Regions from separate parts of the Homo sapiens genome. Here region 1 is linked to region 2. Evidence: read pairs that join two places in POLR2A ChIA-PET (ENCODE). Cell type or tissue: PC-9. All regions are shown on one strand. Links, peaks and the distances in the headings refer to the core of each region. The heading gives the core; the rest is flanking DNA.

Region 1 (16,591 bases), core at 5,883-10,882, 850 kb before region 2:
CCCACCATTTCGGGAGGCTGAGGCAGGAGGAGTTGGAGACCAGCCTGGGCAACATAGGGAGCCCTCATTTCTACTAAAAATAAAAATAAATTAGCTGGGCGTGGTGGCATGCACCTGTAGTCCCATCTATTCGGGAGGCTGAGGTGGGAGTATCACTTGAGCCCAGGAAGTGGAGGCTGCAGTGAGTCATGATAGCACCACTGCACTCCAGCCTAGGTGACAGAGCAAGACCCTGTATCAAAATAAGTAAATAAATAAATTTTAGTTTGAACACGTAATGAATGTTGGCATTACCTCTCACTGTTAGAGACTATAGCTGGAAGAAAGGATTAGAGCAGAAGACAATGAGTTCTTATGTGGCCATGCTAAGAGATATTTTCATAGAGGTCATCACAAAGTGAATTAAATTGGTCTGTCGCTCAGGAGACAGATCAAAGCCGGAGATATACACTGGGAGTCATGATAATATAAGCGGGTGCAGATAAAGGCATAGCCCACAGGGAGTAAAACAAACAGGAAAAAACAGAGAAAAGGGAAACAAAAACAAAACAAAGACCTGTACATATTATACCAACTAAACGATAGTAAGTGTTTTACTTGGTGGGGCTGAAAGGGGTAAGGCTAAGGTAGAGTTCAACCTTTCTTTATCCCTATCAATTCACCCTGGTTATTCCACTCAAAATAATTTTTAAATGTTTTATTATTTTGTCTTGATGAATGTTTCTTATTCCTTAATTATAAGTAAATATTACTTTTCAAAAATAGCTCCTAAGGGAGCTAAATTAATACATTTGCTTCTTTTCTTTAATTTCAAGAACCTGAATCAATCTACAGATCATCTAATATTTACATGATATTATATTCAATGACACTCATTGACAGAGGAGAATGAAGTATAATATTGTAGAACACCTTATGGTACATCACAAATAAATTACTACAGATTCCTCATATTTCTGGAAGCACATGCCTATGTGATGTGACTTTTCCTCCCAAAAAGCGAGAGAATCTTTACCCCCTTTCTTGAATTTTAGGGACTTTTTTTGTTTTGGTTTTTTACCTGGTTTGGTCAAAGATGCAAATGATGCAGGCAGAGACTTGACAAGGTCTGTATACTGGAGCCAACACTCTTGCTGCTGGGAAATCTTCCACCACCATATGAACAAGCCCAGGTTAGCCTGCTGGAGAATGAGACCATGTGGGACAAAAATGAGCCATCTCAAATTAAAGGCCCTAGATCTAACCAATCTTCCATCCAAAAGACTTGCAAATGAAATCATCCTAGACTATCCAGGCACAGTTTGAGCTGCCAGCTGATTATACATATTAACAAAACTGCCTCAGAAGAGAAGAGCCACCCAACTAAGCCAGAAAGTTGTCATCAAATTAAATGATTATTATTTTAAGTCAAAGTTTTGGGATGATTTGTTATGCAACAATAAGTAACTAACGTCACCACCTTCTAGAATTAAATAAGAAATCATTTAATATCTCTGATATATGAAGAGAACCTCACAGCAGGCAAACTTTACCTCTTCTGTGACTTTATTCAGAAAAACATACTACACTTAAGCATGTTTTAGAGTGAACAGACATATATTAAATCATAACAATTAAGTATCTTGATTTTCAATCACAGTTAACAGCATGGATTAATTCTGAGTAGAGCAAGCAGCTCTAATGAGTTTTCACCCTGAAGCTACACATCTTTAAACTTGGTAATTGTAATGAAGGCACATAATGAGGTTTTTTAAAATCTAAATAGCACACTGATACTTATTACTGATCTTTTATTTTTGCTAATAAAATGTTTTAGATGTCCTAAAAACTATTTTGAGAAGGATGCCACAGAAGTTTCTCAAAAAACCTAGGATGAAAATATTTCATAAAAGAATTAACATCGCCACAAAAAATTCAACAGGATTCTTCTAGGATACCAATCTCACAAGTTAGAACTAGTTTTCATAGGATAATTACAGACAAAGATTATGAATTATTCATCTTTGTATTGCCTATAATCCCTCCAGTTTAGGAGGCTCTTGATATATATTTGTTGAATGAGTGAATGAATGAATTATTGAGTGAGTGAATGATTAATGGGCCAAATGCATTGTTTCAGGCTTTATTATATGTGGTTCTTATACTTCAGGAGATGTGATTTGACCCATGAGATAACTGACTTGATACAATTAATGAGTCATTTCATAACAAGGTTCTACTGGTATTGTACTCATAAATGAAACCATGCTAATGACTCAGAAAGATTCATCTCAACTAAGAGATCCCTCTGTGCAAGTTAAATTTGTCAGTTTCTTCCCAGTATCTAAAATGGATTGTATTCTTCTTTCAAAAGAACAAAATCAGCCGATCTAACTTCCACCTAATTTATAAGTTGTGTGTATAGTTATAGACATAGATCGCATAAAATATACATTTATCTTTATATAGAGAGATAACACTACTGGTGGCGATTGTTATCTGAGTGAACAGGTGTGGCTGAAAAAACCTTTGCCTGACCAACTGTTCTTTCCACACTATACACATATAAAGAGTATTCTATGGTTGGCAGCTGTAGCCATATTTGCAGATCCCACAGCTATTTGTAACTGCACTATTTAAAATAATACTCTACCCATTACCATTATTCATAAATAGCTATACTTCTAACTAATGCAAGTAAACCTGTTCTGCCTATTTTCACTTGGAATTCCGGAATTACACTGAATCATATGAAGTTTCACTTTGTGAGCTCTTTATAGTTTTTCTTCTGCTCACTATTTTTGCTTGCCATCCTTTACTTAGCACACAACTTTATGAGTATCCTATTGTCATACATTCTCTACACCTGCCCAGTCTCAAAGCCACGTGCTTCAGTAAGAAAATACACACACTAGCTAATTTAGGCCCTCACTGTCTGACTTACCTATTTAAAGTTAAATATCACTCACAAGGGGATGTAATAGAACTTTTCAAGAAATAATTTGTTCATATATTTACTGGCTATTTATTGAAGCACCAGGCACTGTTCTAGGTGCTGGGAATATAGCAATATGCACAGTCACTGCCACAATGGAACTTTGTTGTATGCATGTTTCTTTTTCCACTTCAGAGCAGGGATAGCATCTCTTCCTTAATATCACCTAGACCACTGTTTTGCACCTAGTAAGTGTTTAACAAATGCTGACAGACAGGTCAGCACTCCGGAAACCCTCAGTTTATGCTGGACTTCTGATTGAGTCCATTCCCACTCCTGCTTGCTGGATCTCTTGGATCTCCACATGACCTACATAACAAAAATCATGATTGCTTTCAGCTCTCTATTGCCAATCAAAATAACTGGCTACATTGCTTTCTTTCTGCAAGCTGGAATATGATTTTGCTCTACCTAGACTTATGACAGTCCTGTGGTCCCATGTTTATTCTGCCAAGCTTTTAATATGTTTCATTAGCATCTTTCCTGAGTGCCCTAAATGTATTCTAGGAGTGCAGGTACAGGATCACAGCATGGATTTTAGGAGGCTTGTCTGTGGCATGACACACTGCCTCGTGCTCGCTCTCTCCATGTGCTTTTCAAACACCAATATTCATCAGCACACCACATCAGCTAGAGGCAAGACACCAAAAAAGATGAGTAGTAAACACAGTTGTTCATTTGCCTACTTTCTGGGAATGAACATCAAGCATCAAGCATCTTGGAGATTTGTTGGTCAGTTGGTTATTCCCAAGACTATATTTTAGGAATCCCAAAGAGAGCTACTGATAGATTCCTACCACAAAAGTTCTTTGACAGATTCTACCTAATCAACTTCATATTTCTTGCTCAGTATAAATTCTCCCACAAAAGGTCTTCCTGGTTTTATAAATTTGGATTCAAAAAGGTTAAATATTATATTATCCAAGTTTTATTTCCCCTTAGATTTTTATAAATACCACATAATTGCCAGCCTTCACCCTGTGTATAATCTAAGACAAAGTTGAAAGAGAGGGGGAGAAAACTCTAAAATGTATTTATAAGCAATACATATACTTCTGGAGAACTAGGAACTGGGATTGTGTAAATTGCTTTGCATCATGGTCTGGACAGCAGATTATACATGCATATATTTGTTAAAAATTACCTAAGTATAATTTCTATCCCTCAAGGCTCAAACCATAGAACAATAAAAACTAAGTGCTTATTTCATGCCTCCTAGGTTCACAGCAGTATGCTAATTCCTGTGAAAAGAAAAGTCACTCCCCTTGCCAAGGATCCCTAAAACTTTTATGAAGCAATAAGACCAAATAATAAAATGAAAATATGAAAGGGCCAATAATAAAATGTTATCTTATACTAGTTTAGCAAAATCACAAATATCATTTAAAAGCCAGTCAATGGCTAATTGAATGGCAACACTAATTAGTGCTGAAGAAACCCAGAGACAAAAGTATTCCGAGAAGTCCAGGTGCTTCACTCAAAAGCAAGTACTCTCAGAAAATGGATCAGAAGTACACAGTTGGACCCAGGCTCAAGGCCTTGTAGTTGGGCGTGGCAGGAATTAGCTTGAAAGTGATGGCTTGTCAGGGATGGATAGACATTTGTCACACTTCCTTGGCTGTCCAGGAGCTTTCTAATCCTTCCTATGTTGGAGAATTGTTGCCTCCCCAAAGCAGAAGCTAAAAAATTGCTTTCCCAGCTTCTCTTGGAACTCATGACCTGGGACTCTCCAATGCACTGACATGAGACATGAGTTCAGAAGTAGATGAGGTGAATGAGAAAGTGCAGTGTTGAGTTGATGCCAGCAAGGGCAGCAAGGACAGTCAGTGCCAGAGGCTGCCGTGACAGTAGTCCGAGCTCTAGTATCCTCTGAAAACTTCTCAGCCTCTATATTTGGCAGCAAGCTGTCTAGTACAGTAGTGCCACACTGGAATTTGAAGATTGTTCCTAGCTGTAAGTAAGCAAGTTTAATTCTGTGGTTACTGTAGAGACTTTATTATTTTAAACATAATTTTTAGAGATAGGGTCTCATTCTGTCACCAGGCTGGAGTGCAGTGTTGTGACCATAGCTGACTGCAGCCTCAACTCCTGGATTACAGGCATGTGCCACACCTGGCTATTTTTTTTTTTTTAGATTGTTTTTTGGAGACAGGGTCTCCCTATGTTGCACAGGCTGGTTGTGAACTTCTTTTTTTTCTTTTTTTGAGATGGAGTTTCACTCTTGTAGCCCAGGCTGGAGTGCAGTGGCGCAATCTCGGCTCACTGCAACCTCCGCTGCCCAGGTTCAAGCAATTCTACTGCCTCAGCCTCCAGAGTAGGTGGGACTACAGGCGTGCGCCACCATGCCTGGCTAATTTTTGTATTTTTAGTAGCGACAGGGTTTCACCATGTTGCCCAAGATATTCTTGAACTCCTGACCTTGTGATCCGCCCACCCTTGGCCTCCCAAAGTGCTGGGATTACAGGTGTGAGCCACCAAGCCCAGCCGTGAACTTCTTATCTCAAAAGATCCTCCTACCTCCACCTCCCACATTACTGGGATGTAAGCACAATCCATCACACGTGGCGGCAGAGATTTTATGATGTACCCACTATCTAAAAAATGTCTTACTCTGTTTAAAATAGTAAAGTTGGATTCTGTTGTTTGCAACTAAAAACCTTAACAAAGACCAGATTGACTACAGCAAAATGTGCATCTTGAATCATTATTTGCCTAGGAAGAAAAAAAGAAAAAAAAAGTATATTAGTAAAAATACTAAGTCCAGAAGAAGTTCTGGAAAATTAGGGAGAAAGCAAGTGGCCAAAGGATAGAAAGAGTGCATGATACATTTAATATGATGGCATAACATGCAAACAGCATTAATGCTGGATGTTTGACAGAGGCGTGCAGCTCTGTCGGCTGCACTCCTCCTCTTCCTCTATACTCTGCGCTCTGTGAGGCTGAACTCTGACCTCTGCATCATTGGGCTCACCTGCTTTCTGCATTTCAGCTGAGTTCTGCCAATGCAGAGCACTATAAGGCAAGAGTATGAGATCAGAGTCCATTCTTTTGACTTCCTCCCTGCAAGGTTTCGCAGACTGATGTTTATCCTGACCAAAGGTCCCAGCTCCTGCCAGGCAGGCTTTTCTCACCACATTCTTTCTTTAAGTACCTTTTCTTACTCTTGAGACATAGGGATGGTGATGAAATTCCTAAGCCACTAGTTCTGGAGTCTAACCTTATCCTTTGGTGTTTCCACACCTTTACCACACCTTTGCAAATAGTATGTTTATAAACACTTCTCCATTTACCCAGTTGAGTGTGTCATCACTTTCCTGTTGGGACCCCAACTACTAAACTATTATAGATTATTTGGAAGTACATGTCTTATAAAACTATGAAAACCTGCAGGGAAAAGATGAACACAACATTGAGAAAAGTGCTTAACCCTAGGGGATAGAAAGAGAAGGCGAGTAATTAGATTAGAGAATGGTAAACAAGAGACACAGCAGGCAGTAACTATCTATGTAATATATATCATATAAACATTTATTCTTACATTGGGTCATAGAAACATAAATATTTTCTACACCATTCTTCATGATTTTTATGTTACAGTCCACAGCTTTACATTTTTTTCACTCTATTAAGGCTATCTTTTAGTGAATAAAAGTCCTAAATTTAATGTAGTCCAATTTATCAATCTATATGCTTAAGATTAGAGCTTTTTATGTCCTATTTAAGAAATCTTTGCCTGTTTAAGAATATCTTAGTCATTAAAATATTCTGCATGTTATTTTCTAGATGTTTATCAGGTCATCTTTCTCATTTAGGCCCACAATCTATTTTGAATTTATTTTTTGTATGGTGATATGATTTGTATGCTTAACATACTGTGAGATTCTTGTGACTAACATTGTATTAGGATTTTGCCTTTATGTTCATGAGTAAGATTAGCCTGTTGATCCTTTTTTAAATAAGGGGCTGGTAATTGGCTATTAGTGCTATTAGTAATATTTCCTCCTTAAATATTTAGAGCATTCAGTGGACCTAGATGTTTCTTTCCAAGGAGGTTTTAAATGAGAGATTCAATTTCTTAAATATAACTATTCTATTCAGACTTTATTTTCTTGCACCAGTTTTCATAAATTGTGGTTGTTTATTTCATCTGAATTTTCAAATTTATTGTCATAAAATTTTATCTGCAGTATCCACACAGATGCAAAAGAACATTTTTATCTTCTGAAGCAGAACACTTGGCATCTCCGTGACAGATAACTTCACTATCACTCAGAACCACCCCAAGATTAAATATCAGCCTTATATTTGTATAACTTAAGAAAGCAAAGATCTGTTCCAAAGTGAATGTCTGTCTCCACTAGAAGCTAAAAGCTCCTAGTAACTTTACAATAAAACTCACTCATGGGAAACACAACTTACACTTCACCTAGCACTAATTACACAAGTGATAAACATACAGGCAGCAACTGGGAAACTCTAGAGTGCAACTCTGACATCAAATCAGAGCAAGAGATTTAGATTTTTCAGTTACCAGATTGGAAATAGTAGATAAAGCCATAAGAAAGAGCTCATATTTCAGAAAAACATGGAGAGTGAAAAGCACCAAGTTAAAGAGGGAGGAAAGTGGAAAAAACTTGCAACAAAAATAAAATATGAAAGGCGAAAAGTAGGGGGTAGAACTAGAGTGATGGCATCAGACATGTCAAAGGGGAGTTTGAAGAGGGAAGAGTTGGTCAGCCATGCCCAATTCGAATAGCGGTTTTGGGGAATGAGTACTGATTAAGATCATTGGCTTTAACATTTAAGACCATTGGCTTTAACATTTAAGACAGAAGTTTCAGTAAAGTAGGAGATGTTAATGAGGAAGTAAGTAGTTAGAAAATGTGGGTACTGGGCTGTTTCTACTGATCTCAAAGGAACGCCCATACTGAATAGCTGTGGTACCAAGTAGTCAAGAGATGTTGAAATGTCTCTGTGTGAAAAAAGGGAAAGTTTTAAACTGTAGCCTTACCAATCAAGATGTGAAAAGGATAAACAATTCAAGCAGTTTCAGGTGAGCCAGGCCTAACACCCAAAGGTCACAGACATTACAATCTGAACAACAACCCCGTCTTCCTTCAACCTGATATTTAAAGTCCCACAAGGCTTTACATTTTTTAAAAAAGCACTGCTTTTCTTCTGGCTCTTTGTATCACTTAAAGTGTTTACCAATCTCTATAATAAAAGAAAAATACAATTCTAAGAGGAGTCATTATACTCTATCATTTTAGCTACGTTTACATGAAACAAAGAAGTAATGTGTACCCTGGGAAACCGAGCACAGTGAACTCCTATTACCCTCACTCTGTCATTACGTGATTTCTGGGAACACCAAAGATAAAAGACCACCCTAATTCCAGAATCTCAGGTAGCACTTCGATAAGTTTAAAGGTTCTGACAGTGAAATTATTGCCCAATCCTGCACCAAAAAGAGATTTTTAAAAGAAGACTCTTTCTTCCAGGAAAAAGTTCTATGTCTTGGACACTTGCAGTATCTTAAAAGAAAATCTTTTTTTGTTTTGGTATAAGGAAGGAGATTGGCACAAAAAACCAGGTCAAGCCATCTCTTCAATGAAGATATTTCTCAGGTTACTACAGAATAACCTTAGTGCTTCAAAGGAATAATCAAACTATTTCAATATAAAGAGTCTAATTATTTATTTTAAAAATCGTTGTTGACAACACCTTAATTTCAGAAAACAAATGACTTTTAACCAGTCCAGTGTCTCAGGATACATTTTAGCTTCCCCTTACATTCCTTCTCTAGAAAAGAGTCTTGCCTTTGTCCTCTGCAGCAGAGATGAGCAGGTCTTCTTCCCAGAGCTCATGCTGTTGGGGAAGGGGTGGCAGAGGGAATAGGTGAGGTGAATCCTCACGACTCTTCCCCTGCACAGATTTAGTAATTCTAGGCAACCCCGCTCCATCTTAGCTGGAATAGTGGAAAGTTTTCAATTGTAAAAACTTTTTTTCATACCTTAGTCTTGCTAAAAATAGTTTCCTATAACTGAATGAAAGTATAAAATGAAATTATGAGTAGGAGAGGTTTTCCTAATGCAGTCATGTATCAATTAAAGATAAGGATACATTCTTCATCCTTGTTAAAAACATCAGAGCATACTTACACAAACCTAGATGGCGTAGCCTACTACACACCTAGGCTACATGGGATAGCCTATTGCTTTTAGGCTACAAACCTGTAAAGCATGTGACTGTACTGAACACTGTAGGCAACTGTAACACAGTTGTAAGGATTTGTGTATCAAAACATAGAAAAGGTATAGTAAAAATACAGTATGAAGCTCAGGTGCAGTGACTCATGCCTGTAATCCCAGCATTTTAGGAGGCCAAGGTAGGCAGACTGCTTGAGCCCATGAGTTTAAGACCGGCCTGAGCAACATGGAGAAACCCCATTTCTACAAAATAGTACAAAAGTTAGCCAGGTGTGGTGGCACATGCCTGCGGTCCCAGCTACTTGGGGGACTGCAGTGGGGGGATTGTTTGAACCCAGGAGGCCGAGGCTGCAGTGGGCCCGGATTGTGCCACTGCACTCCAGCCTGGGTGACAGAGTGAGACCTTGTCTCAAAAGAAAAGGAGGGGGTGGGAAGGGTCAGCCACATCTCTGGGGTTCAGTAAACTCAGCCATTCCAGCCTGCCAGCTATGAAGAATACAAATCGTCTGAAGACGGAAGGGTCTCCCACAACACACCACAGCTGCCTTGCCAGATCATGGCCAGACTGCTTCTTTAAGAAGGACCTCGATCCATTTCTCCTCACTGGGTGGGACCTTCATGAAGAAGCTTTAGCCACTCTAGCCAGGGTTCTATGGATAGAGCTCTGATCTGTTCCTGGGACAGAGCTCCTGGCACAGAGGGGAGTGGGGGGTGGAAGCCGCCATCTCTGCAGCAGTTCAGTTGACTCAGCCTCTCTAGCCTGCTGGCTTGGAGAATAGAGTCTGGAAGAGGAAGGGTCCCACTTCCACCCCCAATGCAACACACCTGCTATACCAAAAGGCAGCCAGATTGCTTTTTTAAAAGGGTCCCTGATCTCATTTCCCCTGACTGGGTGAGACCTCCCAAAAGGGGTCACCAACCACCTCCTACAGGTGTGTTCAGGCTAGCAACAGGTCAGTACCCTCCTGGGATGGAGCTTCCAGTGGAAGGAGCTGGCTGCCATCTTTGCCATTTCACGGCTTTCACTGGAGATACCTCCAGGTATGGAAAAACCAAGGCAACCAAAGCAGACCCCCAGCAAACATCAGCAGCCCTATGGTAGAGTGGCCTATTAAAAGAAAAACAAACAAACAGAAAACAACAACATCAACAAAAAACACCACACACTAACCTCATTCAAAGGGCAGCAACCTCAAAGACCAAAGGTAGATAAGCCCACAAAGATGAGAAAGAATCAATGCAAAAATGCTGAAAACTCAAAAAGCCAGAGTGCCTCTTCTCCTCCAAAGGACTATAACACCTCTCCAGCAAGGGCACAGAACTGAGCTAATGCTGAGATGGCTGAATTGACAGGAGTAGGCTTCAGAAGATGGGTAATATTGAACTTCACTGAGCTAAAGGAGCATGTTGTAACCCAATGCAAAGAAGCTAAGAATCATGATAAAACAATACAGGAGCTGACAGACAGACTATCCAGTTTAGAGAGGAACACAACCGACCTGATGGAGCTGAAAAACACAACATGAGAACTTCACAATGCAATCACAAGTATCAATTGCAGAATAGACTAAGTGGAGGAATGAATCTCAGAGACTGAAGACTATCTTTCTGAAATAAGACAGGCAGACAAGAATAGAGAAAAAGAATTAAAAAGAATGAACAAAACCTCTGAGAAATATGGGATTATGTAAAAAGACTGAACCTATGACTGATTGGAGTACCTGAAAGAGACAGGGAGAATGGAAACAAGTCGGAAAATATACTTTGGGATATCATCCAGGAGAACTTCTCCAACCTAGCAAGACAGGCAAACATTCAGATTCAGGAAATGCAGAGAAGCCCAGTAAGATACTCCATGAGAAGATCAGCCCCAAGACACATAATCATCAGATTCTCCAAGGCTGAAATGAAAGAAAAAATGTTAAGGGCACAAAGAGAGAAAGGCCAGGTCACCTACAAAGGGAAATCCATCAGACTAACAGCAGACCTCTCCGTGGAAACGCTGCAAGCCAGAAGAGATTGGGAGCCAATATTCAACATTCTTAAAGGCAATAATTTTCAACCCAGAATTTCATATCTGGCCAAACTAAGCTTCATAAGTGAAGGAGGAATAAGATCCTTTTTAAACAAGCAAATGCTTAGGGAAATCATTACCACCAGGCCTGCCTTGCAAGAGCTCCTGAATGAAGCATTAAATATGGAAAGGAAAACCCATTACCAGCCACTACAGAAACACACTGAAGTACACAGACCAGTGACACTGTGAAGCAACCACATAAACAAGTCTGCAAAATAACCAGCTGGCATCATGATGACAGGGCCAACTTCACACATAACAATACAAACCTTAAATGTAAATGGGCTAAATCCTCTAACTAAAAGACACAGAATGGCAAGCTGGATGAAGAGACAAGACCCGTTGGTATGCTGTCTTCAAGAGACCTATCTCATGTGCAAAGACACACATAGGCTCAAAATAAAGGGATGGAGGAAAATTTACCAAGCAAATGGAAAGCAAAAAAAAAGCAGAGGTCACAATCCTAGTTTCTGACAAAACAGACTTTAAACCAACAAAGACCAAAAAAGACAAAGAAGGGCATTACATAAAGGTAAAGGATTCAATTCAATAAGAAGAGCTAACTATCCTAAATATATATGCACCAAATAAATAATGAAATACTTTATATTAGAGTAAATTTATTTCACCAAATAAATAATGAAAGTATTTCATATTGGGTAAATAATGAAATTAAGGCAGAAATCAAGAAGTTCTTTGAAACTAATGAGAACAAAGAGACAACTTACCAGAATCCCTATGATGCAGCTAAAGCGGTGTTAAGAGGGCAATGTATAGTACCAAATGCCCACGTCAAAAAGCTAGAAAGATCTCAAGTTAACGAGCTAACATCTTAACTAAAAGAACTAGAGAACCAAGAGCAAATAAACCTCAAAACTGGAAGAAGACAAGAAATAACGAAGATCAGAGCTGAACTTAAAGAGATAGAGAAGTTAAAAAGTCTTCAAAAAAATCAACAAATCTGGGAGCTGGTTGTTTGAAAAAATTAATAAAATAGATAGACTGCTAGCTTGACTAACAAAGAAGAAAGAGAGAAGAGTCAAATAAACACAATCAAAAATGATAAGGGAGATATCACCACTGACCCCACAGAAATACAAACAAACATCAGATAATACTATAAATTCCTCTATGCACATAAACTAGAAAATCTAGAAGAAATGGATAAATTCCTGGACACATACAACCTCCCAAGACTGAACCAGGAAGAAATTGAATCCCTGAATAGACCAGTAATGAGTTCTAAAATTGAGGCAGTAATAAACAGCATACCAACCAAAAAAAAAGCCCAGGACCAGATGGACTCACAGCTGAATTCTACCAGAGGTACAAAGAAAAGCTGGTACAATTTCCACTGAAACTATTTTAAGAACTTGAAAAGGAGGGACTCCTCCCTAACTCATTCTATGAGGACAGAATCATCCTGATACCAAAACTTGGCAGAGATACAACAAAAAAGAAAACTTCAGGCCAATATCTTTGATTGATGATGAACATCAACGCAAAAATCCTCAATGAAAGTACTTTATTGCCAGTAGGCAAACCAAATCCAGCAGCACATCAAAAAGCTTAACCACCACGATCAAGTTGGCTTCATCCCTGAGATGCAAGGTTGGTTCAACATATGCAAAACAATAAATGTGATTCATCACATAAACAGAACTAAAGGCAAAAACCACGTGATTATCTCAATAGATGCACAAAAGGCCTTCAATAAAATTCAACATCACTTCATGTTAAAAACTCAATGAACTGGATATTGAAGGAACATACCTCAAAATAATAAGAGCCATATATGACAAACCCACAGCCAATACTGTACTGAATGGGAAAAAGCATGAAGCATATCCCTTGAAAACCAGCACAAGACAAGGATACCCTCTCTCACCACTCCTCTTCAACATAGTACTGGAAGTTCTGGCCAGGGCAATCAGCCAGGAGAAAGAAATAAAGCATATTCAAATAGGAAGAGACGAAGTCAAACTATCTTTGTTTGCAGATGACATGATCCTATATCTAGAAAATCCCATTGTCTCAGCTCAAAAGCTTCTTAAGCTGATAAGCAACTTCAGCAAATTCTCAGGATATAAAATCGATGTGCAAAAATTGTTAGCATTCCTATCACCAACAACAGGCAAGCAGAGAGCCAAATCATGAACGAACTCCCATTCACAATTGCTACAAACAGAATAAAATACCTAGGAATACAGTTAACAAGGTAAGTGAAGGACAAGGTAAGTTCAAGGAGAACTACAAACTGCTGCTCAAAGAAATCAGAGAGGACACAAACAAATGGAGAAACATCCCATGCTCATAGACAGGAAGAATCAATATCGTGAAAATGGCCATACTGCCCAAAGTAATTTATAGATTCAATGCTATTCCCATTAAATTACTGTTGACATTCTTCAAAGAATTAGAAAAAGTATTTTAAAATTCATATGGAACCAAATAGAAGCCGCAATAGCTAAGACAATCTTAAGCAAAAGGCTGGAGGCATCATGCCACCTGACTTCAAACTATACCACAGGGCTGCAGTAACCAAAACAGCATGGTACTGGCACAAAAACAGACACATAGACCAATGGAATAGAATAGAGAACTCCGAAATAAGACCACATGCCGACAACCATCTGATCTTTGACAAACCTGACAAAAACAAGCAATGGGAAAAGGACTCCCCATTTAATAAATGGTGCTGGGAGAGCTGGCTCACCAAATGCAGAAAATTGAAGCTGCACCCCTTCCTTATGCCTTATACAAAAATTAACTCAAGATGGATTAAAGACTTAAATGTAAAACTCAAAACTATAGAAACTGTATTAGAAAATCTAGGCAATGCCATTCAGGACATAAGCACAAGCAAGATTTCATGATGAAAATGCGAAAAACAGTTGCAACAAAAGCAAAAATTGACAGATTGACTCTAACTAAACTAAAGAGCTTCTGCACAGCAAATGAAACTATCACCAGAGTGAACAGACAACCTACAGAATGGGAGAAAATTTTTGCAGTCTATCCATCTGACAAAGGTCTAATATCCAGAATCTACAAGGAACTTAAACAAACAAGAAAAAAACAAACAACCCCATTAAAATGTGAGCAAAGGACATGAACAGACACTTCTTAAAAGAAGATATACACACAACCAACAAACATATGAAAAAAAGCTCAACATCACTGATCATTAGAGAAATGCAAATCAAAACCACATTGAGATACCATCTCACGTCAGTCAGAATGGCTACTATTAAAAAGTCAACAACAGATGCTGGTGAGGTTGTGGAGAAAAAGGAATGCTTTTACACTGCTGGTGGGAGTGTGAATTAGTTCAACCATTGTGGAAAACAGTGTGATTTCTCAAAGACCTAGAGGCAGAAATACCACTTGACCCAGCAATCCCATTACTGGTTATATACCCAAAGGATTATAAATCATTCTATTATAAAGATACATGCTATTTTCATTGCATGAATATGTTCATTACAGCACTATTCACGATAGCAAAGACATGGAATCAACCTAAATGCCTGTCAATGATTGACTGGATAAAGAAAATGTGATACATATACACCATGGAATACTATGCAGCCATAAAAAGGAATGAGATCGTGTTCTTTCCAGGGACATGCATGGACTGGAAGTCATTATCCTCAGCAAACTAACACAGGAACAGAAAACCAAACACCACATGTTCTCACTTATAAGTGGGAGCTAAATGACAAAAACACATAGACATATGCGGGCAAACAACACACAGTGGGACCTTTCAGAGGAGGGGTTGTGGGGAGGAAGAGCATCAGGAAGAACAGCTAATGGATGCTGGGCTTAATACCTAGGTGATAGGATGATCTGTGCAGCAAACCACCATGGCACACATTTACTTATGTAACAAACCTGCACATCCTGCACATGTACCCCAAACTTAAAAGTTGAAGGACAAAAAAACCTCCAAACCTATTTCTTAAAAAAAGAGAAAGAAAAAAATACAGGATGAAAGATTTTTAAATGGTATGCCTGTATAGGTCACTTATTATGAATGGAGCTTGCATGACTGGAAGTTGCCCTGGGTGAGTCAGTGAGTGAATGTGAAGGCCTAAGACATTACACCACTGTAGACTTTATAAACCCTGTACACTTAGGCTACAGTAAAATTATTTTTTAATGTTCTTTCTTCAACAATAAAATTAACTTTAGCTTACTGCAACTCTTCTACTTTATAAACTAATTTTTTAACTTTTAACTCTCATAAAAACACTTGGCTTAAAATACAAACACATTGGGCCGGGCACAGTGGCTCATGCTTGTAATCCCAGCACTTTGGGAGGCCAAGGCGGGCAGATCATGAGGTCAGGAGTTCAAGACCAGCCTGACCAACATGGTGAAACCCCATCTCTACTAAAATACAAAAGATTAGCTGGGCATGGTGGCAGGCACCTGTAATCCCTGCTACTCGGGAAGCTGAGGCAGGAGAATCGATTGAACCCGGGAGGTGGAGGTTGCAGTCAGCCAAGACCACACCACTACACTCCAGCCTGGGCAACAGAGCGAAATTCCATCTCAAACAACAACAACAACAACAACAACAAACACAAACACATTGTACAGCTATACAAAAATATTTTCTTTCTTTTTATCCTTATTCTATAGACTTTTTTCTATTAATTTTTCATTTCACTTTTTAAACTTTTTGTTAAAAAACTAAGATATAAACACACACATGTCTAGCCTGTACAGGGTCAGGATCATGAATATCACTGTCTTCCACCTGCACAACTTGTCCCACTGTAAGGTCTATGGGGGCAATAGCACGCATGGAGCTGTCATCTCCTATGATAACAATGCCTTCTTCTGGAATGTCTCCTGAAGGGTCTCCCTGAAGCTGTCTTACAGTTAACTTTTTTATATATAAGTAGAATGAGGATACTCTAAAATAACAATAAAAAGCATAGTAAATACATAAACCAGTACTATGGTTGTTTATTATTATCAAGAATTATCTACTGTACATAATTGTATGTGCTAGACTTTTATATGACTGACAGCATGGTAGGTTTGTTTACACCAGTATCACTACACACGAGTAAGGTGTTGCATGATGACATTATGACAGCTATGACATCACTAGGCAATAGAAATTTACCACTCCATTGTAATCTTATGGGACCACTGTTATATATGCCATCCATAGTTGACTGAAATGTTACTATGTGGCATATAACTGTACTATTTTTTGGCATTTTCTGAACAACACAAATCAACAGTCTTGGGCCATATGAGTTACATCGTCAATGTTGTAACACTGTAGAGTTGGAAGGGACTCTAAAAATA
Region 2 (16,591 bases), core at 7,343-12,342:
TTTCCCCATAGAAAGACTTCCCTGGCTCTGAGCCAATCCTGTTGATGGAGAGAGTGTTGTAGATGCAAGGTGCCTTGTGCTTTCCAGTGTACTTCTTCAGTCACTTGAGTTGAAATAGTGCTGTTTATTTATTGTTCTATTCCTTTTTTTTGGAGACGGAGTCTCGCTTCGTCACCAGGCTGGAGTGCAGTGGTGCGATCTTGGCTCACTGCAACCTCTGCCTCTTGGGTTCAAGAGATTCTCCTGCCTCAGCCTCCCTAGTAGCTGGGACTACAGGCAGGTACCACCACACCCATCTAATTTTTTGTATTTTTAGTAAAGACAGGGTTTCACCATGTTAACCAGGATGGTGTTCTATTCCATTTTTATGGGGAATATGAGCATCAGGCAACTCTTGGCTGTCTTGCTGATGTCAGTTTGTGTTAATCTTATTAAACTATTTGATAGAGTCACTAGTGAAGTCATCTGGTCCTGGGATTTGTTTGTTTGTTTTTTGAGACACGGTCTCACCATATCACGCAGCCTAGAGTGCAGTGGCATGATTATGGTTCACTCCAGCCTCAACCTCTTGGGCTCAAGTGATCCTCCCACCTCAGTCTCTTGAGTAGCTAGGGACTACAGGCAAGTGTCACCACGACTGGCTAATTAAAAAAAAAAAATTATTTTTGGTAGAGACAGGGTCTTGCCATGTTGCCTAGTCTGGTCTCAAACTCTTGAACTGAAGCAATACATCCACCTTGCCTTCCTAAAGTGCTAGGATTACAGGCATGAGCCACTGTACCAAGCCGAGTCCTGGCTTTTTTTGCTGAAAGTTTTTAAAAATTAGCTTTATCTCTTTCCTTGTTATAGGTTTATTTAGATTTTCTATTTTTTCATAGGTCAGTTTTGCTAATTTGTGTATTTCTAGGAATTTGTACATTTAATCTAGGTTGTCTAATTTGTTGTCATACAATTTTTTCCTAGCATTTCATTATAATTATTTTTATTTCTGTAAGAATGGTAGTAATGTCTCATATTTCATTTACGATTTTAGTAATTTGACTCTTTTCTCTTTTTTTTTTGTTCAGACTAGCTAAAGGTGCCAGTTTTGTTAATCTTTTCAAGAAATTGGTTTTTAGTTTCATTTATCTTCTCTATTGTTTTTCTATTTTCTAAATAATTTATTTCCACACTTTTGCTTGCTTTGGATTTAGTTTGCTCTTGTTTTTAAAATTTATTTTTTTTGAGGTAGAGTCTATTCTATTTTATTATTATTTTTCTGTTCTATTATTAATAAATAATTCTATTCTATTTTATTGTTAATTTTCATCTCTTTTTTTTTTTTTGAGACAGGGTCTCACTTTGTTGCCCAGACTGGAGTGCAGTGGCACAATCTCGGCTCACTGCAACATCTGCCTCCTGGGTTCAAGTGATTCCCCTGCCTCAGCCTTCCAAGTAGCTGGGACTACAGACGCATGCCACCACATCTGGCTAATTTTATGTATTTTGGTAGAAATGGGGTTTCACCATGTTGGCCAGGATGGTCTTGATCTCCTGACCTCATGATCCTCCCGCCTTGGCCTCCCAAAATGCTAGGATTACAGGTGTGAGCCACCGCCCCCGACCAGTTTATGCATTTTTAGTAGAGATGGGGTTTTGCCACGTTGGCCAGGCTGGTCTCAAACTCCTCACCTCAAGTGATCCACCCGCCTCGGCCTCCTAAAGTGCTGGGATTACAGTTATGAGCCACCACACCCAGCCTGATTTTAATTTTTAAATCTTATTTAGACGTATTTTATGAGCTAATTATAGACTATTGCAGAGAATTTTCTATGTGCACTTGAGAAGTGTGTATTCTGTTGTTGAGTGGATCATTATACACATGTTTAAGTCCAGTTGATATATAGTGATGTTCATATCTTCTATTTCTTTATGGATTTTCTGTCTAATCGTTGTATCCATTATTAAATGTAAGGTATTGAGGTCCCCTGACTATCGTTTTAAATTGTCCTTTTCTTTTTTAATGTAGTCAGTTTTAGCCTCACGTATTTCAGGGCTCTCTTGTTGGGTGCATATATACTTATAATTGTTATGTCTTTTGATGAATTGACCCTTTTACCATTATATAATGTTCTTCTTTGTCTAACAATTTTTGTTTTAAAGTCTATTTTGTCTGGTATTAGTATAGCCACAACAGCTCTATTATCAGTACTGTTTGCCTGAAATACATTTTCCATTCTTTTGCTTTCAACTGATTTGTGTATTTAATCTAAAGTGAATCTCTTGAAGATAGCATATAGTTGGGAGTTGGGTTCTGTTTTTGTTTTTTTTTTTTTTGAGACGGAGTCTCACTCTTGTCACCAAGGCAGGAGTGCAATGGTGCTATCTCGGCTTACTACAACCTCCACCTCCTGGGTTCAAGTGATTCTCCTGCCTCACCCTCCCGAGTACCTGGGATTACAGGTGTGTTCCACAAATTCCGGCTACATTTTTTTTGGTATTTTTAGTAGAGACAAGGTTTCACCATGTTGGCCAGGCTGGTCTCGAACTCTTCAGGTGATCTACCCACCTTGGCTTCCCAAAGTGCTGGGATTACAGGCGTGAGCCACCATACCGGCCTGGATTCTGTGTTTTTTGTTTGTTTGTTTGTTTGAGACGAAGTCTTGCTCTTATCCCCCAGGCTGGAGTGCAATGGCGCAATCTCGGCTCAGTGCAACCTCCGCCTCCCAGGTTCAAACGATTCTTTTGCCTCAGCCTCCTGGGTAGCTGGGATTACAGGTGCCTGCCACCTCACCCAGCTAATTTTTGTATTTTTAGTAGAGACGGGGTTTTACCATGTTGGCCAGGCTGGTCTCGAACTCCTGACCTCAGGTGGTCCACCCACCTCGGCCCCCCAAAGTGCTGGGATTACAGGCATGAGCCACTGAGCCCGGCCTCTGTTTTTTTGTTTTGTTTTTTGAGATGGTGTCTCGCTCTGTCGCCCAGGCTGGAATGCAGTGGCAAGATCTTGGCTCACTGCAAGCTCCGTCTCCCAGGTTCACACCATTCTCCCGCCTCAGCCTCCCTAGTAGCTGGGACTTCAGGTGCCCACCACCACACCTGGCTAATTTTGTTTTTGTATTTTTAGTAGAGATGGGGTTTCACCGTGTTAGCCAGGATGGTCTCGATCTCCTGACCTCGTGATCCTTCCGCCTTGTCCTCCCAAAGTGCTGGGATTACAGGTGTGAGCCACCGCGCCCAGCCCAGCCTGTTTTTAAAAATCACTGTGACGTGACAGTTTTATATTTTTATCTCTTCATTGATATTCTCAATTTGACAAGACATGATTCGTATATTTACTTTAGTTCTTAAGACATGGCTTAGCTATTGATCATATTTAAAATAGCCTGTTTAAAGTCTGCCTAAAAAAGCCCAAATGTCTAGGCTTTCTCAGGCATAGTTTCTATAAATTTATTTTTCCTGTTTATAGACCATATTTTTTTTTATTTCTTGGCATGCCTTATAATTTCTTGTTGAAAACTGGACATTTTAAATATTATAATATGGCAATTCTAGAAATCAGCTCCTCCCCCTTCCCTAGGGTGTGTTGTTGTGCTAGTATTGTAGTTATAGTTTGTTTAGTGAATTTTCTGAACTAATTTTATAGTCTGTTCTTTGTTACATGTGGATCCTGAAGTCTCTGTTACATTAGCTTACTGGTCAGCTAATGAGAGAACAGAGATTTTCTTAAACACCTAGAACCAAAAAATCTTCCAGTCTTTGCAGTGGGGCTCTGTGTATTCGTTGTGACATGCTTTCAAGACTCACCAGGCATTTTACAACTCTGCCTTAGCCTTCACATGCTACTTTTTTAGAGCCTCATGGTCAGGAGGAGGGGTAAGTTTAGGGTCTTTTTCAGCTTTCCCGGGGTATTTGCATAGCCCTAAGCATGCATTTGACCTTCTTGATTCTCAGGAATCTGTCAGAACTTTTGAAAACCCTTATAGACCATCTCATTCTCCAGCCTTCCCTCCTAAGCATTTTGATTAGTCTATTGATTGACCTAGCTATTGTCTATCACCACAGGCAGCAGGAACCTATTTAGACATCTTAGGAAAATATTTAGACGTTAGACTAAATATTTTCAGCAAATGCCCTGTGGCAAGAAGCTTTAGCCCTAGGCTAGTTAGAAGTTAGGTGAAATAAAGACAAGCCTTTCAATCAGTATTCCAGGGAGCCACCAAACAGGTCAGAACAGATAATTTGTACATGATGTGCATATTTCCATCTCTGGTACCAGGAATTTGGGCTGTTATTTTCATGCTACTACTGATCTGAGGAGTGGGAGATAGAACAGAGCTTAAGCTGACAGAGGAACAGTGTAGTAAATTGTAATATCGTCCTCTAGTATTCACTCTGTTCTTTCCATGAATATGCAAACTGAAGTGCCCTCTTCCTTGCAGGAAGAGTGGATATCCCTTTCCCTTTGGGGTTGGACTTAACCACAATAATATGCTTTCACCAATAGAGTGTGAGAGGACATTTTTATTTTATTTATTTATTTATTTATTGAGATGGAGTCTTGCTCTGTTGTCCAGGCTGGAGTGCAGTGGCGCGATCTCCTCTCACTGTAACCTCTGCCTCCCTGATTCAAGCATTTCTCCTGCCTCAGCCTCCTGAGTAGCTGGGATTACAGGTGCGTGCCACTACACCTGGCTAATTTTTTGTATTTTTAGTAGAGATGGGGTTTCACCGTGTTAGCCAGGATGGTCTCGATCTCCCGACCTTGTGATCTGCCTGTCTTGGCCTCCCGAAGTGCTGAGATTACAGGTGTGAGCCACTGCACCCGATCTAGAGAGGACATGACATACATACAGTTTTGCAGAAACTTTAAGAAGCATCATGATTTTTTAGCAGTTCCATGGCTTTCCCTCTCTGCCATGAGAATGAGCAGGTTTCACATAGGAACTGCTTTTTCAATCTGCAATCCAGGATGAGAGAATACATGGTGCAGAGTCATAGCCTTCTCAAAATCTGAGCAGCATTGTAGGCAATTTGTAGTCTACATGTAATATAAGCAAGAAATAGTCCTTTCTTTTCTAAGGTACTTATTATGGTCTAAATGTGTCCAAAATTCATGTTAAAATTTACTCACCTGTGTTATAGTATTCAAAGTTGAGGCCTTTAGGAGATCGATTAAGTCATGAGGACTTCTGCACTTGTAAATATGATTAGTGATGCTTTAAAAGGGCTGGTGGTGGACAGGTGCGGTGGCTTATTCCTGTAATCCAGCATGTTGGGAGGCCAAGGCAGGCGGATCACCTGAAGTCAGGAGTTCGAGACCAGCCTGGCCAACATGGTGAAACCCCGTCTCTACTAAAAATACAAAAATTAGCTGGGCATGGTGGGGGGGGCGCCAGTAATTCCAGCTACTTGGGAGACTGAAGAGATTCGCTGGAATCCGCGAGGTGGAGCTTTCAGTGAGCAGAGATCGTGCCGTTGCACTTCAGCCTGGGCAACAGAGCGAGACTCTGTCTCAAAAAAAAAAAAAAAAAAATGCCGGTGGAAACAACCCAGGCCATTTTTGGCCTTTTCCATCCTTTCTGCCATGTGAAGACACAGAGTTTATCACTTCTACAGGATATAGCATCGAAGGTGCCATCTTGGTAGCAGAGCCTGGGCCCTTACCAGACACCAAAGCTGCCATCGGTCTGATCTTCAACTTATCAGCCTCCAGAACTGTAAGAAAGAAATTTCTATTATTTATAAGTTATCCAGTCTCAGCTATTTTTTACCAATTGACTAAGACAGCACTGAATTTTCAGAGTTGTTTGTTATGTAGTATAATCTAATAAAAGCTGACTAATGTAAACAGTTCCCAGAAAAAGAGGGAAAGATACTGGCTGGTAAAACATTAAATTACTTAAAACATTGCCTACTATACAGAATGCATTCAACAAATATCAATATATTAAATTATATTTTTATATAGATAACTAGCACTTTTTATTAGAATCAAAACACAGACTGTCCTGGAGAAAAACCACAAAATTCTAACTTTTCAACTTTTACTTTTATCAAGTCATTAAAAAATCCTTATCGTAAAGATGAATTATAATATACAGTAGATCCCCCCTTTCTGTGGTTTCGGTTACCCATGATATAGTGCAATAAGATATTTAGAGAGAGAGAGAAAGAGAGGCCATATTCACATAACATTTATTATAGTATATTATTATAATAATAATATTAATTTCTTTTGAGACACAGTTTTGCTCTTGTTGCCCAGCCTGGAGTGCAATGACGCAATCTTAGCTCACTGCAACCTCCGCCTCCCGGGTTCAAGCTATTCTTCTGTTTCAGGCTCCCAAGTAACTGGAATTACAGGCATGCACCACCATGCCCGGCTAATTTTATATTTTTAGTACAGATGGGGTTTCACCATGTTGATCAGGCTGGTCTTGAACTCCTGACCTCAGATGATCCATCTGCCTCGACCTCCTAAAGAGCTGGGATTACAGGTGTCAGCCACCGGGTCCGCCCTATTATAACTATTCTATTTTATTATTAATTTTCATCTCTTTTTTTTTTTGAGACAGGGTCTCACTCCATTGCCCAGACTGGAGTGCAGTGGTGCGATCTTGGTTCACCACAACCTCTGTCTTCCAGGCTCAAGCAATTCTCCTGCCTCAGTCTCCTGAGTAGCTGGGATTACAGGCGCGCACCACCATGCCCAGCTAATTTTTGCGTTTTTAGTAGAGACAGGGTTTCACCATGTTGGCCAGGCTGGTCTTGAACTCCTTACCTCAAATGATCTACCTGCCTAAGCCTCCCAAAGTGCTAGGATTACAGGCAGGAGCCACTGCGCCCAGCCTAATTTTCATCTTTTACCGTGCCTAATTAAACTTTATCATAGGAATGTATGTATAAGAAAAAACATAGTCTATATAGAGTTTGTTATTATTCGTGGTTTCAGGCATCACCTGAGGGTCATGGAATGTATCCTTCATGGATAAGGAGAACTACTATATTGAGAAAAATGTAATTATTCACATTTTTTATATTTATTTATTCTATATGCTATTGCTCTAACTAGATTTATGAGAGACCCTGGTCCTACTGGCAACTCATTTATAAGCCATTTCTTAAGATTGTTCATTTCTATAAAATCTTATTCATTTTATCCAATATCTTACTTTCTTCTATTAGCAATTTCAGAGGAGGCTTTGCCACTCTTTCCTCATTCTGCATTTTGTGATGCATATTTCCTCCTTCTACACACTTTTCCAGGAGAATTATAATCATTGCTACAACTTCAACCTACCAACTTAGTTAAAACTTCCAGCTGGGTGCAGTGGCTCATGCCTGTAATCCCAGCACTTTGGGAGGTTAAGGCAAGAGGATCACTGGAGCCCAGAGGTTCCAGACTGGCCCATTCAACGTGGAGAGACCACATCTCTACAAAAACCACAAAAATTAGACAGGTGTGATGGCGTGTTCCTGTAGTCTCGGCTACTCTGGAGACTGAGGTAGGAGGATTACTTGAGCCTGCGAGGTTGAAGCTGCAGTTTGCCATGATTGCACCAAGCCTGGGCAACACAGCAAGATTCCATCTCTAAAAACAAACAAACAAACAAAACCCATCCAAATACTTATATCTAGACCAGATATTTCCAGTGAGGTCTAAACATACTTTCTTACCTGCCCACTGGACATCTTCACTTGATGTCCAGATACCTCAAACACAGCCATTTAACTGATAAGCTATGGGTCACATTTGTTAGTTTTCTTTAAGGTCTTGTGATTCATGGTGACATCTGTCCCTGAATAAAGAATCTTATGACTTCCTCAAATTGTTGACCTACTGATTAATGTATAACCTACTAACACTAAAAAGAATGCCAATTTATTTTTCAATCATAAAGTTTTTTTTTTTTTTTTTGAGACAGAGTCTCGTTCTGTTGCCCAGGCTGGAGTGAAGTGGCATGATCTCCACTCACTGCAAACTCCGCCTCCCAGGTTCAAGCGATTCTCGTGCCTCAGTGTCCCCAGTAGTTGGGATTACAGGCACGCCCCACCGTGCCCCGTTGATTTTTTGTATTTTCAGTAAAGACGGGGTTTTGCCATGTTTCCCAGGCTGGTCTCGAACTCCTGAGCTCAGGCAATCCATCCGCCTCAGCCACCCAAAGTGCTAGGATTACAGGTATGAGCCACCGTGCCTGGCCAGAATCATAAAGTTTTACTGATTGTATTGCACGCAGACATTTTAGCCTATATGTTGCAGTCTGTGGCCAATGATTATAACCTCTGTGTTACACCCATCAATGAAAAAACACAACTCCGGTATGAGAAGTCCCCCTACCTTCTCCTACACTGTCTTATAAAAGCTTTCCAACTTGTAACAGACTCTGGAACACTCCCAACTTTGTTGATGTGTCTTCCTGGGTCAATCTTCGTATTTGGCTTTCAGTAAACCTTTATCAAATTATTTCTCTCTCAACAGCCTTAATTTTGGTTGACATAACTAATCATTTTTCTCTTCAAATCTGTTCATCTCCCTTCTCTACACTTCATATCCTGGTTAATGGCACCACCTGGTTGCTTATGCCAAAAGTACTGGCATCATCTTCAATTTTTCCCTTTTTCTTTTTTTTTTTTTTTGAGACAGAGTTTCAGTGTTGTTACCCAGGCTGGAATGCAATGACACAATCTTGGCTCACTGCAACCTCCGCCTCCCGGGGTTCAAGCGATTTTCCTGCCTCAGTCTCCCAAGTAGCTGGGATTATAGGCACCCGCAACCACGCCTGGCTAATTTTTGTGTTTTTAATAGAGACAGGGTCTCACCATGTTGGTCAGGCTGCTGTCGAACTCCTGACCTCAGGTGATCCACCTGCTTCAGCCTCCCAAGGTGCTGGGATTACAGGCGTGAGCCACTGCGCCCGGCCTAATTCTCCCTTTTTCTTATGTCCCTGCTACTCCTATCATGTAGTTGTTTTAAGTCCTGTAGTCTTTGTTTTTGTCACATCTTTCAATTCTTCCTCTTTCTCTAGTTCTCCTTAGCGCCTCCATTTCAGGTTAATCAGATATTTAATGATTTCTTTTGTTCTAGTTATTATTTTGAATGCTAGTGATGAAAAATGAATAAGACATACTTCCTTGAGGCCTAGGAACTCACTTTCTAGTCAGGAGGACAAACAGACCATTTGGACATAATAGGTTAAGTGCTGAGACAGCATTATGATCAGGGGACAATGAGAAATTTTAAAAAGGATGCTTTGCCTAAACCAGGTGATCTGGTTTGGCTCTGTCTCCCCACCCAAATCTCATGTTGAATTGTAATCCCCACATGTCAGGGGAGGAGCCTAGTGGGAGGTGATTGGATCATGGGGGCAGATTACCCCCTTGCTATTCTCGTTCTCATGAGATTTGATGGTTTAAAAGTGTGCGGCACTTCCCCCTTCGTTCTCTCTTCTGCCTCCACGTAAAGAAGGTACTTGTTTCCCCTTCATTTTCTGCCATGGTTATAAGTTTCCTAAGGCCTCACAGTCATGCTTCCAGTTAAGCCTGTGGAACTGTGTGTCAATTAAATCTCTTCTCTTCGTCAATTACCCAGTCTCAGGTAGTTCTTTATAGCAGAGTGAGAATGGACCTGGTACAGAGTAGCGCTCAAGTGGATTTTCCCTCATATCATCTCTGAACTCTGCTGTCATATTATTATAGGACCTTGTACACTGAGAACACTCAGATTCCAAACCCAGCATTAGTCTGGCCATTATTACAATTTTATATTTAAATTGACTTCTAGATTTTGAAATTGCATATGGAATAATTAGAAAAGGGCTGTTATAAAACAACAAAGTATCCTAATTTTAGTTAAATATATTGAATAAGCTGGAAATACTTAGCAGTGAGAATGTATCAAAGTAAATTTCAATCCCAACAGTTGGTCTGTAGCCATAGTATTTTGTTGATCCAATTATAAAATTTTCTCTTCAACAGGTAATTCAGTAAGATGAACATTCTATTCCTCATCGTATAATAATTACTTAAATTCAAAATAATTCAATTGAGAGAATCCTCACAATTCTAACAGGTCATAAAAATTATATTTTCACTCCCTACATTGGCCTTATGTCTTATAACATATCTCTTAAAGAGAGTATCTTTAATTTTTTTTTTTTGAGACAGAGTCTCACTCTGTCTCTTTTTCTTATGTCCCTGCTACTCCTATCATGTAGTTGTTTTAAGTCCTGTAGTCTTTGTTTTTGTCACATTTTTCAATTCTTCCTTTCTCTAGTTCTCCTTAGCGCCTCCATTTCAGGTTAATCAGATATTTAATGACTTCTTTTGCAGTGGTGCGATCTTGGCTCACTACAACCTCCACCTCCCAGGTTCAAGTGATTATTGTGCCTCAGCCTCACAAGTAGCTGGGACTACAGGTGCGTGCTACCATGCCCGGCTAATTTTTGTATTTTTAGTAGAGACGGGGTTTTGCCTTGTTGAACCAGGCTGGTCTCCAACTTCTGACCTCAGGTGATCCACTTGCCTCAGCCTCCCAAAGTGCTGAGATTACAGGTATGAGCCACCACACATCTTTAAATCTATAGATAACCATAGCAAAAATACTCATGCCCAGCCCTGTTCCAGGCTAGCTAAATTAGCATCTCTGGGGATGAGGTCTAGGCACTGATACTGTTTAAAAGCTCCCTAAATAATCCTAAAATGCACAAAGGGTTGCGAACAGGGCTCCAAACCAAAAATAAAACAAACCAGATCACAGAAAAATGTATAAACCTCACAGGGCACAGTGGCTCACACCTGCAGTCCTAGGACTTTTGCAGGCTGAGGTGGGAGGATTGCTTGAGGCTAGGAGTTCGAGGGCAGCCTGGGCTGCATGCTAAGACTCTATCTGTACAATAAATTAAAAAATTAGTTGTGTGTGGTGGTGTGGACCTGTAGTCCCAGCTACTCAGGAGGCTGAGGTAGAAGGATCACTTGATCTAAGAGTTTGAGGCTGCAGTGAGCTATAATCGTGCCACTGCACTCCATCCTGGGCAGCAGAGTGATAGATACCTTGTCTCTAAAAAGAAAAAAGAAAAAGAAAAAGAAAAAAAGAATGAACCAGGCTGGGCGCAGTGCCTCATGCCTGAAATCCCACCACTTTGGGAGATCAAGGCGAGTGGATCATGAGGTCAGGAGTTCAAGATCAGCCTGGCCAAGATGGTGAAACCCCTAAAAATACCAAAAAAAAAAAAAAAAATTAGCAGGCCATGGTGGTGGGCGCCTGTAATCCCAGCTACTCAGGAGGCTGAGGCAGAGAATTGTTTGAACATGGGAGGTGGAGTACACAGTGAGCCAAGATAGCGCCACTGCACTCCAGCCTGGGTGACAGAGTGAGACTCCATCTCAAAAAAAAAAAAAAAAAAAAAAAAAAGAACTTCCACATTTATAAACACAGGATAGTTTGTGTCCAACAAGCTGTTTGTCCCTTGTTAATATGCTATATTTTTCTTTTTTATTAATTAATTTATTTAGAGACCGAGTCTGGCTCTGTCACCCAGGCTGGAGTGCAGTGGCATGATTGGGGCTCACTGCCACCTCCATCTCCATCTCCCAGGCTCAAACTATCCTCCCACCCCAGCCTCCCGAATATCTGGGACTACAGGCTCACGCCACCACGCCCAGCTAATTTTTGTATTTTTAGTAGAGACAAGGTTTTCACCATGTTGCCCAGGCTGGTCTTGAACTCCTGACCTCAAGTCATCTGACCACCTTGGCCTCCCAAAGTGCTGGGATTAAGGCATGAGCCACTGCTCCCGGCTCCTTTTTAATACACTTTCTACGAGCATTTTTCCCACCTGTTAACCTTAAACTTTTGCACATTGGAAATTTGACTAAGAGCCCTTCAGCTGGTTTTACTTCTGTGTTTGGCATGTGTGGTTTGCTGACAAGGTGCCCAGAATACGATGAAACACAACCACATTTGGACCTGCCTCCCAGTCAGCAGTGGTCTTCTATATCATTGAGGTTTTTCTTAGAATCCTAAAAGAGGGTAAAAAGGAAATGCAAAGGAAGGAACCAAATAGACTCTCAGAGGTAAAGATAATAGTTGTGAGGGGCAAAACGGCTATTGTCAACAAAAAAGTGATGCTTTCAATGTCTCTAAAGAAATCTTTGATTTAGAATAAAAAAGTAGGCCAGGCACGATGGCTCATGCCTGTAATCCCAGCACTTTGGGAGGCCGAGGCGGGTGGATCACAAGGTCAGGAGATCGAGACCACCTTGGCTAACACGGTGAAACCCCATCTCTACTAAAAATACAAAAAAAATTAGCCAGGCATGGTGGCGGGCGTCTGTAGTCCCAGCTATTCCGGAGGCTGAGGCAGCAGAATGGCGTGAACCGGGAGGCAGAGCTTGCAGTGAGCCAAGATCGTGCCACTGCACTCCAGCCTGGGCAATAGAGCAAGACTCTGTCTCGAAAAAAAAAAAAGAATAAAAAAGTATAACCTACATTCTGCCTTTGTTTTTCATTGTACTTCTGGGTTCTCTGAATATAGGGCTCTTCCAAAAGGCATGAAAGGTAATTACAATAAATTCAGTTAATCTTCATAAAGATGAAGAATCTTAAGTAACTCAGCCTCAACCAGTACTGAGGTAATAAAGGAACAAAAAATAGTAATCAAAATATATTTACTATTCCAGTTTATCTACTTATTTGAGACACGGTCTTGCTCTGTTCCTAGAGTGCAGTGGTGCAATCATAGCTTACTGAAGCTTCGAACTCCTGGGAGATCCTCCCATTTCAGACTCCTGAGTAGCTAGGACCACTGATGTGTGTCACCACATCCAGCTAACTTTTTTATTTTAAATTTTTTGTAGAAGTGGAATCTTGCTATGCTGCTCAGGCTGGTCTTGAACTCCTGGCCTGAAGTGATTCTCCAGCCTTAGCCTCTCAAAGCTCTGGGATTACAGGCATGAGTCACCGCACCCAGCCAATTCCAGTTTCTTTTTTTTCCTTCTGTTTCTGGTTTGCTCTGTTTTTTTATTTTTTAATTATACTTTAAGTTCTAGGGTACATGTGCACAACGTGCAGGTTTGTTACATATGTATATATGTGCCATGTTGGTGTGCTGCACCCATGAACTCGCCACTTACGTTAGGTTTATCTCCTAATGCTATCCCTCCCCCGTTCCTCCCACCCCACGACAGGCCCAGGTGTGTGATGTTCCCCTTCCTGTGTCCAAGTGTTCTCATTGTTCAATTCCCACCTATGAGTGAGAACATGTGGTGTTTGGTTTTCTATCCTTGCAATAGTTTGCTCAGAATGATGGTTTCCAGCTTCATCCATGTCCCTACAAAGGACATGAGCTCATCCTTTTTTATGGCTGCATAGTATTCCATGGTGTATATGTGCCACATTTTTTCTTTTTTTTTTTTTTTTGAGACGAGTCTCGCTCTGTCACCCAGGCTGGAGTGCAGTGGCATGATCTCGGCTCACTGCAAGCTCCACCTCCCGGGTTCACACCATTCTCCTGCCTCAGCCTCCCAAGTAGCTGGGACTACAGGTGCCTGCCACCATGCCTGGCTAATTTTTTATACTTTTAGTAGAGACGGGGTTTCACCGTGTTAGCCAGGATGGTCTCGATCTCCTGACCTCGTGATCCGACTGCCTTGGCCTCCCAAAGTGCTGGGATTATAGGCGTGAGCCACCGTGCCCGGCCATGTGCCACATTTTCTTAATCCAATCTATCACTGATGGGCATTTGGGTTGGTTCCAAGTCTTTGCTATTGTGAATAGTGCCGCAATAAACATACGAGTGCATGTGTCTATAGCAGCATGATTTATAATCCTTTAGGTGTATACCCAGTAATGGGATGGCTGGGTCAAATGGTATTTCTAGTTCTAGATCCTTGAGGAATCACCACACTGTCTTCCACAATGGTTGAACTAGTTTACAGTCCCACCAACAGTGTAAAATTGTTCCTATTTCTCCACATCCTCTCCAGCACCTGTTGTTTCCTGACTTTTTAATGATCGCCATTCTAACTGGTGTGAGATGGTATCTCATTGTGGTTATGATTTGCATTTCTCTGATGGCCAGTGACAATGAGCATTTTTTCCTGTGTCTGTTGGCTGCACAAATGTCTTCTTTTGAGAAGTGTCTGTTCATAGCCTTCGCCCAATTTTTGATGGGGTTGTTTGATTTTTTCTTGTAAATTTGTTTAAGTTCTTTGTAGATTCTGGATATTAGCCCTTTGTCAGATGGGTAGATTGCAAAAATTTTCTCCCATTCTGTAGGTTGCCTGTTCACTCTGATGGTAGTTTCTTTTGCTATGCAGAAGCTCTTTAGTTTAATTAGATCCCATTTGTCAATTTTGGCTTTTGTTGCCATTGCTTTTGGTGTTTTAGTCATGATGTCCTTGCCCATGCCTATGTCCTGAATGGTATTGCCTAGGATTTCTTTTAGCGTTTTTATGGTTTTAGGTCTAACATTTAAGTCTTTAATCCATCTTCAATTAATTTTTGTATAAGGTGTAAGGAAGGGATCTAGTTTCAGCTTTCTACATATGGCTAGCCAGTTTGCCCAGCACCATTTATTAAATAGGGAATCCTTTCCCCATTTCTTGTTTTTGTCAGGTTTGTGAAAGATCAGATGGTTGTAGATGTGTGGTATTGTTTCTAATGGCTCTGTTCTGTACCATTGGTCTATATCTCTGTTTTGGTACCAGTACCTTGCTGTTTTGGTTACTATAGCCTTATAGTATAGTTTGAAGTCAGGTAGCATGATGCCTCCAGCTTTGTTCTTTTGGCTTAGGATTGTCGTGACAATGCGGGCTCTTTTTTGGTTCTATATGAACTTTAAAGTAGTTTTTTCAAATTCTGTGAAGAAAGTTATTGTTAGCTTGATGGGGATGGCACTGAATCTGTAAATTACCTTGGGCGGTGTGGCCATTTTCACGATATTGATTCTTCCTATCCATGAGCATGGAATGTTCTTCCATTTGTTTGTGTCCTCTCTTATTTCATTGAGCAGTGGTTTGTAATTCTCCTTGAAGAGGTCCTTCACGTCCCTTGTAAGTTGGATTCCTAGGTATTTTATTCTTTTTGAAGCAATTGTGAATGGGAATTCACTCATGATTTGGCTCTCTGTCTGTTATTGGTGTATAGAAATGCCTGTGATTTTTGCACATTGATTTTGTATCCTGACACTTTGCTGAAGTTGCTTATCAGCTTAAGGAGATTTTGGGCTGAGATGATGGGGTTTTCTAAATATACAATCATGTCATCTGCAAACAGGGACAATTTGACTTCCTCTTTTCCTAATTGAATACCCTTTATTTCTTTCTCCTGCCTGTTTGCCCTGGCCAGAACTTCCAACACTATGTTGAATAGGAGTGGTGAGAGAGGGCATCCCTGTCTTGTGCCAGTTTTCAAAGGGAATGCTTCCAGTTTTTGCCCATTCAGTATGATATTGGCTGTGGGTCTGTCATAAATAGCTCTTATTATTTTGAGATACATCCCATCAATACCTAATTTATTGAGAGTTTTTAGCATGAAAGGCTGTTGCCAATTCCAGTTTCTTAAGGTGACCAGATGTTCCATGTTATTTGTGTCATTCCATTTTTTCAAATGACCTATTCTATGTACAGAAAATCTTGAAGTTATAGATAAACCACGAAAAAATGCAAATAATTGGCCTGGTGCAGTGGCTCATGCCTGTAATCCCAGCACTTTGGGGGGCTGAGGCGGGCGGATCACCTGAGGTCAGGAGCTTGAGACCAGCCTGACCAACATGGAGAAACCCTGTCTCTACTAAAAAGACAAAATTACCCGGGCGTGGTGGTGCATGCCTGTAATCCCAGCTACTCGGAAGGCTGAGGCAGGAGAATCGCTTGAACTTGGGAGGTAGAGGTTGCAGTGAGCCGAGATCGCACCACTGCACTCCAGCCTGGCGACAGAGTGAGGCTCTGTCTCAAAAAAAAAAAAAAAAAAAAAAAAAAAAAAAAGAAAAAAAAGAAAAGAAAGAAAAGAAAGAAGAAAAAATCAAAGTCCTTACTTTGCATCATAATCCGCTAGGTGCAAAGGTCACAAAAGTGATTAAGAATAGCTCACAATGTAGTGAGCTGGAACCTGAAAAACGGATTAGGATTTACACAGGCGAGTGCTCAGAAAAAAGGGTAGTTCAGATAATTGGATCAGAAGAGAAGGCAAAAATGCATGACGTGTTTTTGAGAATTAGAGGAGCCCTCAAAATGTATTAGTGTGATATGCAAAATGCTCGATTTAAGATATTATCCATTAATGAATTTGAAAATGGGGACAAAAATAACTTTTCAGCCGTAATAACTATGCTCCCCTCCCTTTGAGTTTCGAATCTGTATCTTAGAGGCCACACTTGAATGTGGAAAAACTTTGTATTAATGTAAACACTATACAGTGATAAGACACGAACAGTGAAATAACCCCTAAGCTCATCTTATAACTGAACAGATAGGTGGTCAGAGAACTTGGATTTGAACCATGCCTATGCCACTAGCTGGTTGTGTGACCTCCAGCAAGTCACTTCTCAAGATACCACGTTTGCCATCATTAAGACGAGTGTGATCCAAAGGTCCACCTAGCCAGGTTTTG

The links. Peaks named below come from ENCODE experiments on the same cell type or tissue, not always from the same donor. Only the 100,000 strongest peaks of a DNase experiment are listed, where the experiment ranks them.
Region 1: POLR2A ChIA-PET joins it to region 2 with 10 read pairs; 2 of 35 experiments call an interaction of 5 or more read pairs at or near these places.

What each region holds. Positions count from the first base shown.
Region 1 is chr4:148,529,054-148,545,644 of GRCh38, reverse strand. LOC107986195 (a long non-coding RNA gene) reads right to left here and starts at 9,124. Exons shown (of 4, transcript XR_001741441.2): 1 at 5,585-9,124; 2 at 1,061-1,181. In PC-9, for the core only: no CTCF peak of the experiment used is centred there; no DNase peak of the experiment used is centred there.
Region 2 is chr4:147,684,614-147,701,204 of GRCh38, reverse strand. No RefSeq gene overlaps it. Among named protein-coding and RNA genes, the nearest start is that of PRMT9, 8.7 kb to the right of the region's middle. RefSeq lists an enhancer at 2,281-2,781. In PC-9, for the core only: a CTCF peak has its summit at 8,512; no DNase peak of the experiment used is centred there.